Regions from separate parts of the Homo sapiens genome. Here region 2 is linked to region 1. Evidence: chromatin loops called from intact Hi-C (ENCODE). Cell type or tissue: MCF 10A. All regions are shown on one strand.

The links. A loop is a pair of places that touch in the nucleus more often than their neighbours do. Peaks named below come from ENCODE experiments on the same cell type or tissue, not always from the same donor. Only the 100,000 strongest peaks of a DNase experiment are listed, where the experiment ranks them.
Region 2: a loop joins it to region 1, with 17 times the contacts of the local background. A loop is called at or near these places in 1 of 110 quality-filtered maps.

The regions. Positions count from the first base shown.
Region 1 is chr14:36,103,593-36,108,592 of GRCh38, reverse strand. The region is part of intron 1 of LINC00609 (long intergenic non-protein coding RNA 609); the gene reads right to left. Among named protein-coding and RNA genes, the nearest start is that of LINC00609, 36 kb to the right of the region's middle. In MCF 10A, no CTCF peak of the experiment used is centred here; a DNase peak (open chromatin) is centred at 3,022.
Region 2 is chr14:36,602,079-36,607,078 of GRCh38, reverse strand. No RefSeq gene overlaps it. Among named protein-coding and RNA genes, the nearest start is that of NKX2-8, 22 kb to the right of the region's middle. In MCF 10A, a CTCF peak has its summit at 1,970 (motif pointing right); a DNase peak (open chromatin) is centred at 1,968.

The DNA of each region.
Region 1 (5,000 bases):
AATGTCCCTTCTTTCATTCCTGATATCAATCACTTGCATTCTCTGTTTTCTTGCCAGAGCTTCACAAATTGCATTGATCTTTTCAAAGAACCAATTTTTAGTTTCTTTGATTTTTCTCTATTTTTTGTTTTCAAGTTCATTGATTTCTGCTTTTGTCTTTATAATTTCCTTCATTCTTATTGATTTGAGTTTAATTTGTTCTTTCTCAAGTGTATCATGGTAGAAGCTTAAGTTCTTTAAGGCCATTTTTCTCTTTAAAATATGCATATTTAGTGCTATAAATGTCCCTCTAAACATTTAACTTCATCCTACAATTTGTATTTTGATTTTCATTTACTTCCAACTATTTTCTAATTCCTTTGAGACTTTCTCTTTTGCCCATTATTTTAAAATTTGATGATTAATTGCCAAGTATTTAGAGATATTATCTTTCTGCCACTACTTCTGGTTTAATTTTCTTGTAGACTCGGAAGATACTTTGTACTATTTCAATGAGGTTCAATTTTTAAGGCTTATTTTATAATCTATGTGATGGTCTGTCTTGGTGAATGTTCCATACACTTGAAAAGAATGTCTATTCTGCTGCTCTTGGGTAGAGTGTTTTGTGACAGATCCAGTTGGTTGAAGCATTCTGCAGTTCTTCTATATTCCTGCTCATTCCCCATCTACTCATTATACCTATTGCTGAGAGAGGAATGTTGAAGCTTCTAATTATAATTATAGATGTGTCTACTTCTCCTTTCATCCCTGTTAGTTTTTACTTTATATACCTTAAAGCTCTATTATTAGTGGCATATACATCTAGTATTTGTATATTCTTCTTGAGTTAATCCTTTTAGCAGTATGTAATAGCACTTTTTATTTCTAGTAATTTTCTTTGCTCTAAAGTCTTCTTTATTTGAAATTAACATAGCTACCCCAGCTTTCTTTATAGTAGTGTTTGCATGGTACATATTTTTCCATTCTTTTACTTTTAACCTACTTATGTATCAAACTGAAGTGAGTTTCTTGTACACAATACGTAAGTTAGGTCATGTTTTTAAATCTATTCTATCTGTCTTTTAATTGGTGCAATTAGATCGTTTACATTTAATGTAACTATTTATATGTTTGGATTTAGGTTCCCATTCTTCAATTTATTTTGTCTTTTTTTTTTTTTTTTGATTCCTGTGTTTTTTCTGCCTTCTTTTGGTTATTTAAGGCTTTTTAAAATATTTCATTTTAGTGTATCTATTCTTATTTTGTATGGTATTTGTAGTCATTTCACTTGAGATACACATTTAATTTTTTGCGGGTTTTTTAGACTCCATATATCACCATTTCAATTGGAACACAGAAACCCTACCGCTTTGTATATTCCTTTAGCCTGTCCACTTACGCTACAGTTGTCTTGAATTACAACTACATTCATTGAGAACCTCATCACACAAATTCCAATTTTTGCTTTTAACAGCCAAACATATTTTTAAGAACTCAACAGGATAAGAATATTCTATTATTATATTTACCGAGATGTTTTCCATGTCTTTTTAATTCCTGATGTTCTACCTTTCCTTTCAGTATCCTTTCACTTTTGTTTGAAAAGCTTCCTTTAGCAATCCTTTTAGAATAGGTCTTCTGCCTATAAACTCTTTTTTTCTTCATCTGAGAAATTTTCATTTCACCATTAATCCTGAAGAATATTTTAGCTAGAAACAAAATTCTAGGTTGACGCTTCTTTTCTTTCAGTACTTTAAAAATATTGTGCCTCCTCCTCCCTGCCTCCTTGCTTTCTGATGACAAATCCAGTCATTCAAATAATCATTCCCCTACATGTTAATGCATTATTTTAATCTGGCTGTTTTAAGACTTCAGCAGTCTGATTACAATGTCTCTGCACATGGATTTCTTTGAGTTTATACTGTATGAGGTTTGCTCAACTTCTTAATAAGTATAAACTTAAGTAAGTTTTTGTCTTTTAACAAACTTGCAAGATTTGGGGCATTATTTTTTCAAATGTTTTTCAGCATTGCATTTTTCCCTTTCTTTATGAGACTCTGAAGATCAGAAAATTCGATTTTTTTTATTGCTCCACAGGTCCCTGAAGCTCTACTAATTCTTTTTCCAGTTGTTCAAAAATCTTTTTCAGATCCAGTAATCTCTATTGATCTATCTTCAAGTTCACTGATTCTTCTTTCATCTCCATTTTGTTATTAAGTCTATCCAGAAAGCCTTTTAATTTTTTTGGTAATTGTATTTTTTAATTCTAAAATTTCCATTTTGTTTTTGTTTATATTATCAATTTCTTTGCTGAGGCTTTCTAATTTAACTGTTGTTGCAAGAGCACGACTGTTCCTTCAAAAATTGTTGAAATAACTGCTTTAGAGTCTTTGTCAGACAACTCTAATGTCTGTATACTTTTGGTATTAACATATATTGGTTGTCTTTTTCCATGTGAGTCAAGATTTTTGTGGTTCTTTGTACACTAAGTAATTTTGGATTACATTCTAGACACTTTGAATATTATATCATGGCACTCTGGGTCTTGTTTAAGTTCTGTGGAGAATATTGATATTTGGTTTTGGCAGGCAATTGACTGAGTATGTACAAGCTACAAGTTTCAGTACACTCTCTATAGACTGTGATGCCAAAGTCAGTTCAATTTTCAAAGCTTCTGTCATGCTTTTTGGATCTTTCCTAAGTGTGTACTGCCAAATGGTCAGTCTGAGACTTGGACAGTCTATTAGTTCAGTTCTCAAAGTCTTTGGTATGCAAATGAGGATCAGACCTATATTTGTGCAGCTTAAAGGTGAGCTTGGTGCTCATGAACAACTTTATAGGGTTGATTTCACAAGCCCCTCCCTTCCCAAGATCTCTCCAGTACTTTCCCGTTCCCTGGGCCTCCCCTACATGGTCCACTAGACAAACACTTGGAGTTCTAGTTACCCTGCTGTGTCACACTCTGTGTCACACACTTTCATGACTAAACCTGTGTCCTGGCCAAAGCAGAAGAACAGAGGCAGGGAATCAACAGGGGTTTGTCCCACTGTCTTGGAACAACAGCTCCACCAAATGGAAAGGAGTGGTCCTCTTCCTCAGAGTTTTGGCTTTTGGGGTTTTCATAGCTGCTGCCACTGCTACCATTCAGAATTGCTTGAGTGGGCTAGGAAATAAAAGAATGAAGAAAAGAAAAGATAGGAAAACAGGAATGAGGGCATTTTCACATTCTCCCTGAGCATTAGGGGCTTCCTTTCCTAGGCTTCAAACCAAGGACAGAGGCTTCTCCTGAAACCCTTTCCCATCTGAACTATAGTGCTCACTTCCAGGTTAACAGGCACATTGAGTTCAAGTTGGGGTACATCGAAGATCGAAAATAGTAAATTCACCACAAATTAGATTATGCTTCAAATTCTGTTTTGTTCCAATCTGCCTGCTCCTATTTACTTTCCAGAATCTTCCAATAATTGCCATCATGCATTCTATTTGGGTTTTATAGTTATATTCAGTGGGAGAGAAAAGGTGAAACATGTTTACTCCATCTCATCCACAACCATAACTCCAGTTTCAGCCTTTTTTATTAAAATGTCAGACTGAAAGTGATCTAAATAACTTCCTGTCTAGAGAGAAAAAACAGTGTGGTGAATGGGCAGGATTTTTCTCTGCCCTTCTGGTCACTAAAATATTTCATTCTTCTTTCTACACTTAAAACTCTCCAACCCAAAGAAAAAACCTAAAGTCTCAGCCAATTACTGCAACCAGCTTAAAATCTAGGCTCTCCAGTTGGTGTTCAGTCTTTTCCTGGGTGCTCCCCTTGGTCTGATAACCTATGAATTAAAAAAGACAAGTTCCCTGCTTTCACCGCACTTACTATACAATAGAGAAACAAGGACAGGATACTCACGATAATGTTACTATTTAAAATGGGAAATAGGCTGGTGGCGGTGGCTCATGCCTGTGATGCCAGCACTTTGGGAGGCAGAGGCAGGCGGATCACTTGAGGCCAGGATTTCGAGCCCAGACTGGCCAACGTGGTGAAACCCCATCTCTACTGAAAATACAAAAATTAGCTGGGCTTGGTGGTGCACACCTGTAATCCCAGCTGCTCAGGAGGCTGAGGCAGGAGAATGGCTTGAACCCAGGAGGCAGAGGTTGCGGTGAGCCGAGATTGCGTCATTACACTCCAGCCTGGTGACAAAAGCGAAACTCCCTCTCAAAAAAGAAAAAAAAATTAATGGGAAATAATAGGACATATACAGCATTTTCTGGTCCACAGCAATTCTAAAAAAAAATTGGTAAAAATTGTGAGGCCATTCCACTACCCATCCTGTAGGAAGGGAAAGCTCCTTGTATGGAGCCTAAGCTTGCACTCTGAGAAGTGCTCCCTTGTCCATTTTCCTCCATCTCTTTCCAAACTGCAACTTTGGCCAAGTACTTTCTGCAACAGCAGCAGATGGGTTCCAACCCACCAGCATATCATGCTAGAAAGTGAATGGTGTTTGCATTCTCCATTGGTTCCAATTAATCTGAAATAAGACTTCCTTACAGAAGAAATCCTTTATCCTAGTAAAGTGTTCATCTCAACAAGCCAGAGGGAGAGGAATAATGGAGTTGGAAAAATGTATTCTGCATTTCGAAAAATGAGCCAAGTTCTTTTAAGAGTGTGTGTGTGCATGTGCATGTGTGTATCTATATCCTCCAAAGAAGAAATGCATTTGGTTTCAGAAACCTTTCCATAATTTCGAAACTAGCTTTAGGACAGCACTGAAATGATTTAATTCTTTGAAACAAACATTCAAGTGTTCATCTTGATATTCAGGACAAACATTTCTGCTTATAAAATAATTTTATAGTAAAAAGTTCTTCAAAGCTTCGGTTCAGCTTTATGGAGTGTATTTATATCTTGTATTTTTTTCTTTTCTAAATGTGAAATTATGCTATGTATGAGAATTAAGTAAAATAGGTGGATTATCTATTTTCATTTATTACTCTTCATTTATTTTTATGAGTATTTGGAATGAATG
Region 2 (5,000 bases), 500 kb before region 1:
AGGACTCTGGTGGGGTTGGGGGTGGGACTGGGGCATAAAAGCAGAACACATGGCCAGCAACAGAGAGCAGGTTCTTGCAAACAGGCTAGGTTACTTGATAGTTTCTGTTCCCTGAGGATTTAAAATATGCTTAGCTGAAAAATGGAAACTACTATGATTAGGCTGACCCACTAGCTGCATTATGGGTAAGTAATAAAAGCCAAATTTAAGGGCAGTCCTTTTAGAGTTATAATAAATACTAATAATTTCTTAAGATTAAACATTGTAAGGTCCTTTTATGACTAGAAACAGTAAAGAACATTTACAGCTCTGCAAATATTTTCTCTGATGCTTCCTTCATTTCTTGATGCACTGGTGCCTAAAAAACTTTGTGTGGTCTCCACTGTGCCTGGCTTCACACTCTGCAGGGGTCTGACCCTGGAGTGGATTAGACTTTGAATGAGGCTATAGATTAGGTAAGGAGTCTTGGGCCTCCTCTTCAGCAGTAATCCTGAAAGGGCCTTTGCGTAAATTCTAGGCATCTTCAAACTGATCTCATTCAGTATTTGGGTTTATAATAGGTCACTATCCCACTTTTATTTCTGGCATAAATTTTGAAACAGATCACTGCTGTTTCACACTGTTGTTTTATCAACAGCAGGAGGAGTCCCACTCAGGGAAAATCCCAACTGAACAGTACTGTTCTTGCCTAAAATGGAGATTTTGCCAGAGTTAAGAAAGATGCAGCTGGCAAAAGGCACTGTTGCCACTTTTCTCGAAACTTTGCTTTAGGTACAGCCCAGCAGATCGGATGGATCACAGCTTGGCTATGGTTCTGCGGTAATTCAGAACTAAAACATAACTCCAAAAGAAAGACTCAAAATGTGGCTCCTCTCACTAGTGTAAGTTTAACAGCTCACTAGGCTGTTAAACTTACACTTAGCTGTCCTGTGTTTCTTTGGCAGTTTTGTAGCAGAGTTCTTACTCTGTCATACAGCGGGCGGGGGCTTTGGTGCACACATTTCTTGGAAGTGACACAAGAAAAGAAGCTGGGATTACTTTTTACAAGCATTGGCTCCAGAAATTAGAACAGATAATCCTCCTTAGTGCCACTGTACAACTTAATCAGAGGAAAAACATTTATGGAGCAGAAGATCCTTTAGAAAAATTGGCCCCTTTGTCCAAATAAATGGTGTGGATTTTACTTCAAACAGCTGAAAGCCATAAACAGGGAGAGTTGGGAGAGAACTCTGGAATAAATGGTTGAATTGAACTGAATTGTATCAGAATATGTGTATGAAGCAAGAATAGAAGGAATGAAGAATATGCTGCAGAACAAAAGTGTGCCTTGAACTTCATGGAGCTGCCAGCCTCCAACTCTTAAGCAAGGAAGCCTCTCATTTGGAGGATTTTTATATAAAATCCATGCAGTTTTCAGGCAGAGCTCTAGAGGGCAGAAAAGATATAGGTTCCTTGATGAAGAAAGTCACATTCACAAATTCAGGGTACCAATATTTTTTACATACTGTGCCTTTTTTTTTTTTTTTGACTAATGGCTCGGTTTAAATAGACTCTAGTTTACTATAGAATCACAAAATTTGAGGTCTTAGAAGGCTTGTAGTGTTGACAAGTTAGTTCTGTCCTATCATTTTATAACAGAGAAACAGTCTTTAAGGGGTTAAATGATTTTCCTAAGGTCATCCAGGTAGAGAGCAGCAGTTAAGACCAACCCTACTTCCCTGACCATCCCCCACACACTTGAACTCTTACACATTTAGTCAAGGTTTAAGAATGCCAACTTTTTTTCATCCTAAAACAATCTGGTCATAATGGAGACTTGAGTTCAAACTCATATTCTTGTCCTATGAAAAAGGACTGACTGGATTGGTAAGCCTGAAGCCGGTGCTGTCATTAAACTTGGACAGAGATCTCCAATGAGCCGGATCTATTTGAATTTCCTCAGCCAATACTTCCAGGCTTTGGACTCTAGGTGGCGACATAGGACCTTCGTTTTGCTTTCTAGGGAAACTGGACAAACCCTTCAGGAAGAAACCTGATTATTGCAGTTCTTCTTGACCCAAGGCAGACTGACAGCATTTTCTCTTAGCTAAGCTAATGATCAGGGCCTGGGTGCTCACTTATCAGATACTATAATTATTTTGACTATAATCCTGTGACAATGACTGTTATTTAACAGGTCTTCCAGTTGTGTCATATGTTTGGCAGGGTCATACCTGGAGAGAAGAGCATTTTTATTGATTTTTAAGCTTAACAACATTCTTGTGGCAGCTGCCCCTCCTTTTCACTGGGCCACCTCTGCCTCTTCTTTACTCTCCCCAGCCCAGTCACGCTGCATGACCTTACCTGCCTCCAACCCCCACCAAACATACTAATCTAGTGGAACTGGCTTTAAATGAACATAATGAACCACTCTGAAAGAAAAAAGCATTCAGAGGGCGGTCTGGTAAATTGAGAAGGGAGAGGGTGGCACTTCACGCATTTGATTTCTGGCTCCTTATCATCTCTAGAGCAAGGTGCTTCAAGAAATGGTCTAAGAATGACATGGGACATTTTCTTGTAAAAATGCAGAATTTGTGGGTACACTCCAGACATCCTTGGTCCCAGTCTCTCGGGGTAGGCCTTGGAATCCATCTGTTTAATTCCTAAATAGATTGTGTTGTGAACCACAGCTGCAAAGAAGCTGCAGACCTTTTAAAATCAGCTGATGGTGCTGTCTCCCTCACCACCTGATTTGCTGGCCTGGTGCCTGATTTCCATTGCTGAACTCAGAGCCTTACTGTTTCTTTTTTTTTTTTATATACTTTCAGTTTTTGGGTACACGTGCACAACGTGCAGGTTTGTTACATATGTATACATGTGCCATGTTGGTGGGCTGCACCCATTAACTCATCATTTACATTAGGTATATCTCCTAATGCTATCCCTCCCCACTTCCCCCACCCCATGACAGGGCCCGGTGTGTGATGGTCCTCACCATGTGTCCAAGAGTTCTCATTGTTCAATGCCCACCTATGAGTGAGAACATGTGGTGTTTGGTTTTCTGTCCTTGTGATAGTTTGCTCAAAATGATGGTTTCCAGCTTCATCCATGTCCCTACAAAGGACGTGAACTCATTCTTTTTTATGGCTGCATAGTATTCCATGGTGTATATGTGCCACATTTTCTTAATCCAGTCTATCATTGTTGGACATTTGGGTTGGTTCCAAGTCTTTGCTATTGTGAACAGTGCTACAATAAACATACATGTGCATGTGTCTTTATAGCAGCATGATTTATAATCCTTTGGGTATATACCCAGTAATGGGATGGCTGGGTCAAATGATATTTCTAGTTCTAGATCCTTGAGGAATCACCACACTGTCTTCCACAATGGTTGAACTAGTTTACAGTTCCACCAACAGTGTAAAAGTGTTCCTATTTCTCCACATCCTCTCCAGCACCTGTTGTTTCCTGACTTTTTAATGATTGCCATTCTAACTGGTGTGAGATGGTATCCCATTGTGGTTTTGATTTGCATTTCTCTGATGGCCAGTGATGATGAGCATTTTTTCATGTGTGTGTTGGCTGCATAAATGTCTTCTTTTGAGAAGTGCCTGTTCATATCCTTTGCCTACTTTTTGATGGGGTTGTTTGATTTTTTCTTGTAAATCTGTTTAAGTTCTTTGTAGATTCTGTATATTAGCCTTTTGTCAGATGGGTAGATTGCAAAAATTTTCTCCCATTCTGTAGGTTGCCTGTTCACTCTGATGGTAGTTTCTTTTGCTGTGCAGAAGCTCTTTAGTTTAATTAGATCCCATTTCTCAATTTTGGCTTTTGTTGCCATTGCTTTTGGTGTTTTGGACATGAAGTACTGTTTCTTAATAAAGACAACCACGCCATCTCCCAGCCCCTGCTCTCCCCTCCTTTTTCCCTCACAGGAACCTGACCCCATAGCACCTAGGGACACGTGACTAGAAAGGCAATATGGAATGGAAGGGATGTGAATACTGTAGTCATTTCCAGTATTTTTTCTCCCTTCTTTCTCCCACTCTAAATTTTTAAAATGTGATCTTAAATTTCATAATATACAAACAGATTCTTATTACAGAAATTCAAATTATATAGAGGACATTATAGCCCCTTTCAACCTTCCCCATCCAACATTCCCCCCAAATAGGATTGTGCTGTACATTATTTTGAAATGTGCTTTCATGATGTAATGTCATGCTTTAGGAATTTTCCCACATGAGTAGTTAAGTTTACTTCATTCTTTTGAACTGCTGCAAAGCAGTCTTTTCTCTAGGATACCAATTGTTAAAAAATTATACACACAATTTCGCATACTACTTTTTACATTTCATAGTGTGTCATGAACATTTTCCCATCTCATTATACGTTCTTCATAAAACATGGTTTTTAATGATTACATAGTATTCCAGCATATAATTATACCAAAATCAATAATTAATTTAATAATTCTCCAACTTCTGCATTTTTAGATTGTCTCCATTTTTTTTTTTTTCTCGAGACAGGGTCTCACTTTATCGCTCAGGCTGGAATGCAATGGTGCAATCACAGCTCACTGCGGCCTCAATCTCCCTGGGCTCAGGTGATCCTCCCACCTTAGCCTCCCAAGTAGCTGGGACCATAGGCACACACCACCACACCTGGCTAATTTTTGTATTTTTTTTTAATAGAGTCGTGGTTTTGCCATATTGCTTGAACTCCTGGGCTCAAGCAATCCGCCTGCCTCGGCCTCCCAAAGTGTCTCCAGTTTTTGATAATCATTCCTTCTCAATAATGAGCTCAATGTCTCCTTACACTTGCCTTCCCACTACTCCCTTACTTAGGGATTGTAACCAACCAAAAAACTGAGGTCCCTGAAAAGTGGCTGATGGCGACAAGATTATTCTGTAGTTTCTGTGCTCCCTTCAGGCATGAATTGCTGTATTTATGACTGTGAATGGGTGTTGAATTTTAACTTCTTAAACTTCTGCTGAAACTCCACTCTCCTCACTTAA